Linked DNA regions of Homo sapiens: region 1 is linked to region 2. The links are chromatin loops, found by intact Hi-C in ENCODE. Cell type or tissue: Caco-2. All regions are shown on one strand. Each heading gives the region's core, and the rest is flanking DNA. Links, peaks and the distances in the headings are about the cores only. Region 1 overlaps MACROD2 (mono-ADP ribosylhydrolase 2). Region 2 overlaps MACROD2 (mono-ADP ribosylhydrolase 2).

Evidence for each region. Hi-C counts contacts between places; a loop is a spot of excess contacts. Peaks named below come from ENCODE experiments on the same cell type or tissue, not always from the same donor. Only the 100,000 strongest peaks of a DNase experiment are listed, where the experiment ranks them.
Region 1: it touches region 2 in a loop (8-fold over the local background); 1 of 110 quality-filtered maps calls a loop at or near these places.

Annotation. Positions count from the first base shown.
Region 1 is chr20:15,443,047-15,448,429 of GRCh38, forward strand. All of the region lies in intron 7 of MACROD2 (mono-ADP ribosylhydrolase 2), which reads left to right. Among named protein-coding and RNA genes, the nearest start is that of MACROD2-AS1, 520 kb to the left of the region's middle. In Caco-2, for the core only: no CTCF peak of the experiment used is centred there; a DNase peak (open chromatin) is centred at 2,165.
Region 2 is chr20:15,651,637-15,657,019 of GRCh38, forward strand. The region is part of intron 8 of MACROD2 (mono-ADP ribosylhydrolase 2); the gene reads left to right. Among named protein-coding and RNA genes, the nearest start is that of MACROD2-AS1, 720 kb to the left of the region's middle. In Caco-2, for the core only: a CTCF peak has its summit at 2,699 (motif pointing left); a DNase peak (open chromatin) is centred at 2,715.

The sequences.
Region 1 (5,383 bases), core at 161-5,160, 210 kb before region 2:
GAAACTAAAATCAATACATTGAGAATGAATACATAATTGCATTATTTATTACATTCTAATTCTGGCCCATTTCCATAGAAATCCTTGGAGGCATCAATCGCAATTTGTTTCTGCAACACTCTAAGGCTGTGGGGCCACAGTCATCCATAAACATACCAGGAGTCCTGAGCAGATATGGATTTACATCCTGTGTACCTAGGAACTCTGGGGAAATGTGAGTTTAGGGCAGAGTCTGATCATAGTTGAGTGGAAATATTACAGAGAAAGAGAGAGAAAATGATCATATGAATATGAATCTAAATCTCCTGGGTAGTCAAAGGAAATCTCCTTAGAATCTTTAGAGCTGAAGATAATAGTTCATACCTGTTTCCCATTTCAGCCGTGAACAACAGGGAGAGTTTCCTACAAGTGACTGCAAATTGAACTGAAATTAACAAAATCGACATGAAATTGCCTCACTTTGTACTTTATTGACCTGACTTCATTTCTAAATGTTTTAAATGAATCCAGTTTTACCAAAATGTTCCTAGATCTTCTTAAGCAATTGCGTTTTTGGTAAAATGCACTTTCCCTTTACTTGAGATTTCCATTCTGGTAATTGTGACTTAGCTTATGAAACTGGGCTCTAAGTTCTGTCACTGTTATATTCCAGCACCTAGCTCAGAGCAGGATGCAGAGTAAATCTTAATAAATATCTGTTTCATGGCTAAAAAATACATAAGCAGCTCTCCAATGTAAGGAGGCTACTGGCCTGTTCTGTCCACTCTAGAGATCATACTCTGGATTCAATAATTACTGAGTCTATGACACCCTGGTTTCTATTTTTTTACTTACTCTAAGGAATGATTTCATTCAGATTTTAAGACGATAACAGGAGAGTCAGTTAATAAAAATAGAGCCTAATCTTTTAGATGTGGTTAATTTTTAAAGCGGTTTTATTAAACTGTAATTCACAGAGTTGCACAACAACCATCATAATCTATGTTCATCATGCCCAAAAGAAATCCCACATTAGCTGTCACTCCGTCCCCTCTCTCTCAACCTTGGGCAACTGCTAATCTACACTTGATCTCTATAGATTTGCCTGTTTTGGGTATTTCATGTAAATGGAATCATAAACTATGTGATCTTTTGTGACTACTTTCCTTCATGTAGCAAAATATATTCAAAGTTCGTCCATGTCATAGCATCTGTAATTAATCTCTTTTTATTAGTGTTCCTTTGTATCAATGTTCCACATTTTGTCTGTTCATTCAGGATATGTGCACTGTTTCTACTTTTTGGCTGTTGTGAACGATGTTTAGATGCAGCTCATTTAAGCATAATTACATCGCTAAATATACGCACTATAAATGTAAAACAGTGGTGTTCTGTAGTTAATTTTTAGTCTTCCTTGCTGTTTCCATTCTTTGGTCCTCTAGTTTCTCTCAGGCCTCTCCAAAGCTACTTTTGCTTGATGGCTCTGGTGTCCTGCTGGCCTATGCAGTGATGTAGGTTTCTTGAAACATGGTCTGTATCTCTGTGTGTAGTCAGTCTGTACACATCGCCTCAGAGTTCTCTTAGAGTACCAAAGAACATCGTGGAAGGAGAGCATGTATCAAAGTGGCTTTGGGCATGGATTTCAGGCTCCGATAGATCTAGGTTCAAATTCTGAGTCTCTTATTAGCTGTGTGGCCTCATGCAAATTGCTTAATCTTCCTAGGCCTTAATAACCTCAATTCTAAAATGAGGTTAATAATGGTATAATTATTGAGGTTTTTTAGTATGAGGTTAATAATGTAAAATGAGGTTAATAATGAGGTTCATATAGGTAATAATGCCTATATCATGGGGTTGTTGCAAAGATTAATTGGATAATGCATTAAAATGCTTATCATAGTGTCATATATAAACACAAACATTTAACAATTATTTTTAATAGTAACATTATTCTTATAACTACTGCTGTCATTATTGCCCTGCCACTAGATTCTGAGTTCTTTTAGGGCAGGGACTTTGATTATTTTGTTCACTGCTATCGCTTAGATTCTAGAACTCTGTCTATACTATTGAACAAATACTTCACTATTTGAAGAAGGCTTTACTTTTGTTCTGGATGATACCAGTCAGTGGTCCCTTATCATGAGAGCCACCTTGCTTTCTGTTTGCTTGAATTTGCTGCTTTTATGAAATCCAGGTGTCTCATCTCAGCCACCTCTGAGTCCTGTGGTATAGCCTGTGAGTTCAGCTGTCTGGAAATGAAGTCTGTTTGTAACATTATCATACCACACTTTATACATAACCACTGTAGCCAATTGTTTAAAAAATAGTCAACTTGCTTAAGCACTTCCAAGCTCCCTAAAATCTAACTAAGTCCTAAGAATAAAAAGGAAACATTTTGTTTTGACTGTAAATAAATACAAGCTTTCCATAAGAGAGAGAGAGAGAGTAATTATAGTTATTTGTGGTCTGAAATGTGAAGTTATGTGTTGTAAGACAGCAGATTCTTACGGACAAAACCAAATCATGTTTCTGTACATAGATTTTAAATGCTTCCTTCCAACCCAGGGGACCCAGGGGAGTAGATAACAGTTGCCACTTAGCTTACAGAGGGAAAAAGTCCAATGCTTGCGTTTCGTTGGCCCAAAATACCCGGAAAGCTTGCACAGTTTTTCATTTCTAAGATCATAGGCTCTTAGAACTGAAAGGCATTTTGGAAATCATACTTGTCCTAGATCCTTATTTTCCTGGCTGGGAAAAATGAGACCCAGAGTTGCTGAGTGACTTGGCTAGCAACATCCAACTAGTTCATATCAGAACCAAGACCAATGTGTTGTCCAGCCAATAGGGTGAAATAGCAAGGGGAGAGGTCTGGGAATCAGACAATCATGAACCCCAGGATGGTCCACTTGCTGACCTCTTCTTTGAACTGTAGTTCCAAGCTTCCTCATATGTTAGATGGGAACAGCATTAATATACACCTTCTGCTATTAGAAGAAAAGAAAGGATTTGAATTGAGGCTTTTCCAGAACTGAGTAGAGTGCCAAAGATTTGTGTCAATAAATGTCATGATGGCAATACTTTCTCTAGGTCCCCATTCTCTCCTCTGTGTCTTCTTCTACCCAAACTGCTGCTTCTAGCCAAATCCTGTTTATATGGACTACCCCACCTTCAGCCATTGGGTTCATCATCAGTGACTTCTGAAGACTGACTGAATATAGAAAATACCTGCACACCCATCCTTCTATGCATCATATCATTGTTTCTTCCTCTTTATCATGAAAGATCCTTTATAGTTAAAGGTGATGCATCTGTATCCTCAGGGTACCAAGGCATAGGCAGCCTGTGCAAGGGAGGATTTTTGTTCTTGTTGAAATAAAACATTGTATTCTAAAGCAGAGGCGTTTTGCAACCTCATTCTTAAAACAAAATGCTTAACATTACTCACTAGTTAAGTAATTTTATGGCCCTCCCCCAATAAATCTTGTACATGAACCCTCAGGAAGGTGCACATCCCGTGGTTTATGGTGCCTCTGGCACACTGCCAACACCCCAGTTTGAAAAGCCAGGCATTCAACCAAACTTGCGAACGCCAGCCCTTGCATATAATTACAGGAACCTGTGAAAGTGATCACCGGCAGCTCAGGGGCTCCAAGCTTCCGCAAGTTCTGAATCCCTTAGCAAGCCGGAAAGATCTGCTGGCGCTGCCGTAGGGAAAGGTTAGCATCCTAAATTATGGCCTTTCAATTTTTTTTCAACTTTGCAAATATTTTATCTTCTCATCCTTAGTGAAAAAGATAGAAGTGCACAGTTGCTGTTTTCCCATGTTGTTTATAGAAGGAAAGGAGGTCTCAACAGCTTTTTCCATCCTTCATAAAACAATGAAAATGTGCCTCGTGGCCAGGATAAAACAGTGATATGCATCGAGTGATCCAGGAAATGTAAAAATACTTGACTTGAAAGACTTTTTAAAGATACCTCTGCACATGTTAAAGGCAGTGGCAGTACTGGGACCTAAGAGTGTGCGTGTGTGTGTGTGTGTGTGTGTGTGTGTGTGTGTGTCTGTGTGTTGTATAGGAAGTATCCCAGTGCAGTTCTTCTCCCTACAGGCCTCACTCCCAACTACCTGTCCAGCCTAGGAAGAGGTAAAAAATAGGAATTGTGGTGAGCATGGGAAGGTGGTGAAGGAGACAAGCAACAAGAGACAGAAATGCCAAGAAGTTAAAGCAAGCTGGCTGCAAGCTATGGCAGGGCAACAATTCCTGGGAAGGCAGAGCCTGGCTAGCAGAGGAGCTGGGGCCTGCAGATTGGTCGGTGCCTTTGCTTTCCTGCTGTTTCCACTTCGTGTTCTTTGCCTCCTCTTCACACTACCAACTCCTTCCACTTCACACGTTCTATCTCAAGTGAGGCAGTGCCCATCTCAAAGGGGCCACAGTGTTAGAGCTGCTAAAAGCAACTAGGTAAGTGGGAAGATGGGGTTCCCTTATTTTCCTACCAGGCTCTCCAGCCCCAGGGCTGCCATGGCCACTTCTCCAGCTCCCATCTCACTTCCTACCCTAGGCCTGCCATAATCTCCACCCAGCTTTCTTTCCAGGAGTGAAGTCCAGTGTCCAATCGAGTTGCCATGCTGGACAAACTGACCTTGACCTTTTCTATCCCAGTGTATTATCTTGTCTCTAGCAGTAGCCATCCTTAGGAAACCCCAGGAAATGCTATGTTTGCTTAGGACACTGGAAACATGGGGTAAAATCAATGAAGCTGTTTTGTGTTCTGCCGCAGGGTGAAGCAGGAAAGAAATCTAATGGGGGAGTGACTCATGGTAAGAGATAGTGGCCCTGTCTCTCAGGCTATTAGAAGGTACCAAAGAGGTGAATACAGACTGGTTCAGGCCTGTGTAAAGCCCAAGTATTTATCCTTGTGAGAGGCCATGACATTTTTCCTCCAGTTCCCCACCCTAGAACCTACACTCTTCTAATCCCCATCCCATCTCTGCCTCCCCTTTCCTTGGAATACAATGTTACAGGCTATGGAATTCACCATTAGTAATGTCAAGTTGTGGAACTTCCATTCCTTCTGCTTGGAAGGTAGAAGGCAGGAGAGTTCCCTAGGAGTGGAGAGGAGATGCTAGAAGCCCAATCCAAAATTCCAAGAACATTTTTCTTAGGATGAAGACTACCAGCATGGCTTTCAAGCCCTAGAGTGGTCTTACCTTGTGCCTGACTCTCTTTCAGTCTGTCCTAGCAGGCATTTTCTCTGCTGTTTGCATCCTCAGCCTGCAGAACTCTTACTGCCCATCTTCAGCTGGTTAATGGTGGTTAACAAGCAAGGCCCCTGGAGGGATGCTTGCCCTGGCGTCCCTGAGCAGATCAAACCTCCTTATTACCAGCTCTCATGGTGTTACATG
Region 2 (5,383 bases), core at 104-5,103:
CTCCGCTTTCAATCCAATCATCCTCCCATTATGTCTTGTCATCTTTCAACTCCAGTGGTCCTGAGGCTTCTTCCAGGCACCTCCACTCGAGATTATTCCTGGATATGTGCTCACCCCCATGTGGCCCATGCTCCATAATGATGGGTCCCATCTCGATCTCTATAAATTTCCTTTTCTGTTGAAGCACTAATGAAAAGATAATTTCATAAATGGTTATGGGAATGGCTTACTTGGTTCTCGGTTGCTTTTTATCTTTTCCTAATTACTTTGCATTTTAGTAAGAGCCTTCCAGAAACAGAGCCTAAATAAACCAGGGTTGTAATGGTGGAGATGGCAGCCCCATGAAGCTAATGAGATAGTTGGAGTCAGACTTATTGCGTGGCCATGGGAGGTCTGGCTCTGCTTACCTACATTTTATACTTGGCCCAGAACCTTGCTCACAGCATTTGATAAGCAACCCATTGTTCTGATTCCTAGACACTGATGTCAGAAACAAGCACTCACCTGCTAGTGTTGATCACATACTCCATGATTATTTATCAAAAAAGGCCTTTTCTTTATGAGACTGTTGTTCAGTAGGCCCTTTATAGTCACAAAGGATAATTCTCATAAGCTTTAATAAATTCCAAATATGAGTTTAGAAATGTTAGTGCTAGTTCTGGCTTTTCTTGGTTTCTATTTCCAATGAGAGTCATGTGCTTTCAATGCATATATTCACATTACAAGTTAATTCTTTTCATCTTTCACACTAAGCTTTTGTATTTTGTTTAGTGTATTTTTTTTATTTCACAGGAGAACAGAAAAGTTTACTTTGCCACAGTCAGTAATATAGAAAAGATCGAAAAGAGAATAAAGAAAGTGTTCTAAGAAGTGGCTGCTGTGTGGATGACTAGGTTCACTAACTAGCTGGGTGACTTATTTCTATGTCAGCCTTGCAGTGGACACTATTAACATTTGGGCATCTGCAAAATTATACCTTACTACATCATGGATTTTCAGATTAATAATCAAGATGTAAACTCATAAGTGCTAAAAGTGTGAATGCCACAAGTCTATTTTATTGACTTTGACTTTTGTGGTTTCCTAGCTCTTTTTTTTTTTACATAGTTGCCTTGAGTAATTCATCTACTCCCTTTCTGCCCTAGTTTTCTCATTCATAAAATAAGTATAACAGTACATACAAATGCTGTCTTCCACAGGGTTGGTTGTTATGGGAATTAAATATGTTAATATGAGTAAAATGCATAGAAAAATGCACAGAAGTCTTACTGTTGTAACACTAAAGCTACAACTAATATTACTGCTATAATTATTGCATTATTGTTAATTGGCCTGATAATTGCATTATCTCATTTTGTATAATGTTGGGCGAGGAATTCATTCAAGTAGGAAAGATCTAAAAGATAATACATTAGAAAAGACAAAAGTAAAACAAGTACAAATTTCTAATTTCTCCTCTAGGCCCTACACACTCTTCAAATCCTAAACTTTTGGACTTCTATCTCTTACACCTAAAGTGAACCTTCTAGAGGTAATTGCCATCTGCATAGTTAGACATGTCCAAAACAGATTAGCACTCTCTTTATTTGTGCACATAAATTGCTATGTCTTTTATTCAATAAATAATTTTTGGTCACTTATTCATGACATCGTGGATGATACAAAGATGAGAAGCACATGATTTCTATTATCAGAGAGAAAGAAGAAAAATATATGGACATGTGACTAAAGTCAAACGTGCCATGTCAACAAGTATGGGCAGAATCAGCTGTCGTGCAGTAGATGAATATTTTGGCTATATGCAAGATCAGTGGAGCATCAATCACTCAGTCTGAATGTGCAGCAATTAGATTCAGTTAGGTTAATCTGTTACTGGATTCCACCATTCCAACATCTGGTTGGCTCAGTCATAAAAGTGTTTATTATCTCCGTAAGTCAGTCTAAACTCATAGTAGGCTGCCACTTGGAGCTTCTGCAGTGATAGGACACCAGCATTCTTTCCCTCAGTGGCCTATGACTGCTGTTGGTCAGGTGTCTACAGTGACTTCAAGATGATTCCACATCCTTGAATCATTTCTCAACACTTACCAGTGCACTGGGTTGTTGGGATATAAACACAGGAACCCACAAACAAGACATCCTCTTTCTGGGACTGACTATAAATCCCTATCCCGTATTCATACTGGAAAACTGGTAAGACCTTGTAACCCTCAGCATTCTTTTGCTATCTGAGAATTAGGGGCTGGAATTTAGGCCAGCTCTTTTCTAGGCTTTCTTGATTTTTCCACTCCAATGGAAGAAAAGCAGAGGAGGAAGCAAGCAGGAAGACATGGAAAAGAGGACAAGATCTATGTCCCTCCGACTAGGGCAGAGTTTGGATAAGCATCCCATTCCAGCCCTATTCTCTGGTTACCTTGCGCTTTTCATGGTTGACAGGATGGGAACCCTCCCAAACAGCAGGCTGCGCCGGCCCTAACTTATGTGACCGGTTGTAAAGGAGAAAAGGCTAAATCAATAGGGTTATAAAAGCACATACCATGCAGAAGTTCAGAGAAAGCAACAAGGAAGAACCTGAAAAGTCAAGAGCATCACCATTATCAGAGAAGTTTCACTTCTAACCCCATTTACTTAGCATACTGAGCTCCACCTTTACCATAGTGACCTCCTGGTAAGTGGGTGCCAGGAGCTCCCCCTAGAGTTTAAAATGTGCCATTGTCAATACCTCTTAACAGCCTGGGGGAAAATGCTTGTCTGGCAGGCATAAGGCCCAGAGGAGATGGGAGTTCAGAAGTCTACGTATTAGGTTGGTGCAAAAGTAATTGCGGCTTTTGCCATTCATTTTGCACCAAGCTAATACACAATTACAAGCCAAAGTAGATATCTCTCCCTCTTCCCTAAGCACCCCTCCACTTGAAGTGATTTTGCCCACACCACATTTGAACAAACTCAAACTGCCCCCTTCAAAATGATGGGATGGGGGAGTGGGGAAATGGTTAAGTCTGTCAGCTAAGCTGTCCCAGAGTTCTCAGAGTCAGAATGGAGACGATTGCTTTGGTATCTGTTTGATGGCACACAAGGAAGAAAAGGCAGCTACACATCTTTCTCTTGCCCTTTGGCAGCAGATCACAAATGTCACAGCTTGGGAGGGTGCCAATTAGTGCCCCTTGTATCCTAAATAACCTGCCACAGAAATAAAATACCAAGCAGTCCTTGCTTTGTCCTTGTGAGTTGGGGCCCATGCTTTCCCCCATATAGAGTATCTAATTTTGAAAATGTCACTGTAGATATCGGCACACAGTGATTCTACAGCTGGAGAGATGAAGGTGGAGGCCGCATATGATTTGAGTCACCATGCTTCTCCACGGACTGCACTAAGTCTCGTCTATAGGACTCAAGTTAGGTAGCAGTTCATAGAAATGGCATGAGGTCAGATAAAGTAAACGATTTCAATCACACTTGAAAAATACAATGTGTGTGTGTGTATGTGTGTGCGTGTGTGTGTTGTGTGTATGTATGTGTGTGTGTGTAAAACACATTCTCAAAAAGGGGGTGATAGTATAATACTTAGATGTGAAAAAGGACAACTCTGATAATTGTAGAAAATTACCTTGGTATGTGCATATATACCTTTTGAAAATAGAGATGTTTAGGCATTTTATATTCATTTTTTAGAGTTCCACTTTTTTTTTTTTTTTTTTAACATTCTCTTCTCTTTCTCTGTTGATTTACCGATAGAATATGTGTGTGTCAGGACACTTGGCAAGATAGAGACAGCTGGAAGTAATAGAGCCAAGCTCTGTTTGAAAAGCTGAATTTTCACAAGTGGTTTGGGGTTTAGGTGTGGGGAGCAGAAATCCTGGGCTTCGGAATAACTTTTGAAAAGTTGCTCCCTTGACGTAAAGATTTGAAAGAAGTAATTCACAGCCTGCCTTGCACTTTTTAAAAGTTGTGTAACATTACGCCACCTACCACAAAAGAAAAAATGTATATAGGAAAAGACACGTCAACATTATTTCGAATGATGTATTTTTAATGTCATAACTTTCTATTATTATTTAATCTGTCAAGGAAAACATATACTGGAAACATTTGAGAATCCTCCCTCCCTGCCACCTTTGCAACACACACATGTCCACACGCACTTTTCTTTGCCAAAAGTAAGAAGCTGGGGTCTGGAAGGCTTGCTCCTGAATATGGTGTATATCTTATGTAAATAAAACAGAGCATGCAGCTCAAAAAGAGGAAAGTAGTTTGTTTTTCCATCTTTGATTTCTGCTGTTGTGGCTCCTCTTTGTTACGAATTAAGTCTTTACCATCATTTAGTGAAATGTTATCCTCGTAATGGTAACCTGGATTGTTACCAAGTTACTTTTACAGACACCATCTCCATTTCTCCAGTGATCTAGTAACTCCGTGGTGGATTTAACTCCCCTATTGTTTTTGGCTTATACACATGAGTCTGTCTAATGCAAGCTGTGTTTTTCTGGGGGCCGAATAAAAAGTCTTCATGAGTGATAGTGCTGGGGTTGCAGTATTGAAACATACTATTGGGATCCGTTTTCTGATTTTGACTCAGTAGCCTGTCAGAGGCAGAATGCTTCTCCTTTTGATAACAGGGCTAACTAGTTTCTGAAGGAATGCATAAAAGAGTCAGGCTGTATGAATTCCAGAGTCTTAAATTCCTTTAGCTATGCCCTGCAATCTTTAAGCAGGAAATATAAACATGTACCAGCTATAAAATGTGTGAGAACAATAATAGGAATGGCTATCTTTCTTGCATCTCTCAAGTGTGACATACAGAGGAGAGCTGTATCTTATTACTAACCTTGTCCATCAAGCTAATATTTGTATATTGCTTTTCTAGGGCCTAATGGCTGAGCCCTATCTCTGAATATTGGATAAAGGAGCAATTAGAATCGTTTGTGCCAAACCCCAGAGTTGGAACTGCAGGCCCTTTTAATATGAGTCCAATAAGGAAAGGTTTAGTGTAAATGAAGGTCAGCTGTCTTGAGGTCCCTGACCAAAGCTCTGTGTGAAAGCTAAACAGAGCCGGAGGGAGTTTTTTTCACCTGGCTATAGGCTAAATGCAACACAGCCCTATAGCATGCAGATGCTCCCAAATAACTAACTTATTTTCACAAGGAATTATAAAGCATAGGAAAATTAATAAATTAAACATAGCTCCAGTCCTGCCCCCAAGAATAGATTGCACTACTAAGTTTTGGCAAAAGTAAGAAGAGACCATAAAAGTATTAGAAAAAAAAAGAAGGAATAATTTATTAAAAGTTTCTATTTTTTAAGTAAGTATATGATAAAAATAAAGATGTTTCCAATTTGATTTCTAAATCTTTGACTCTTCAATTGCTTGGTTTCCATGCTTGGC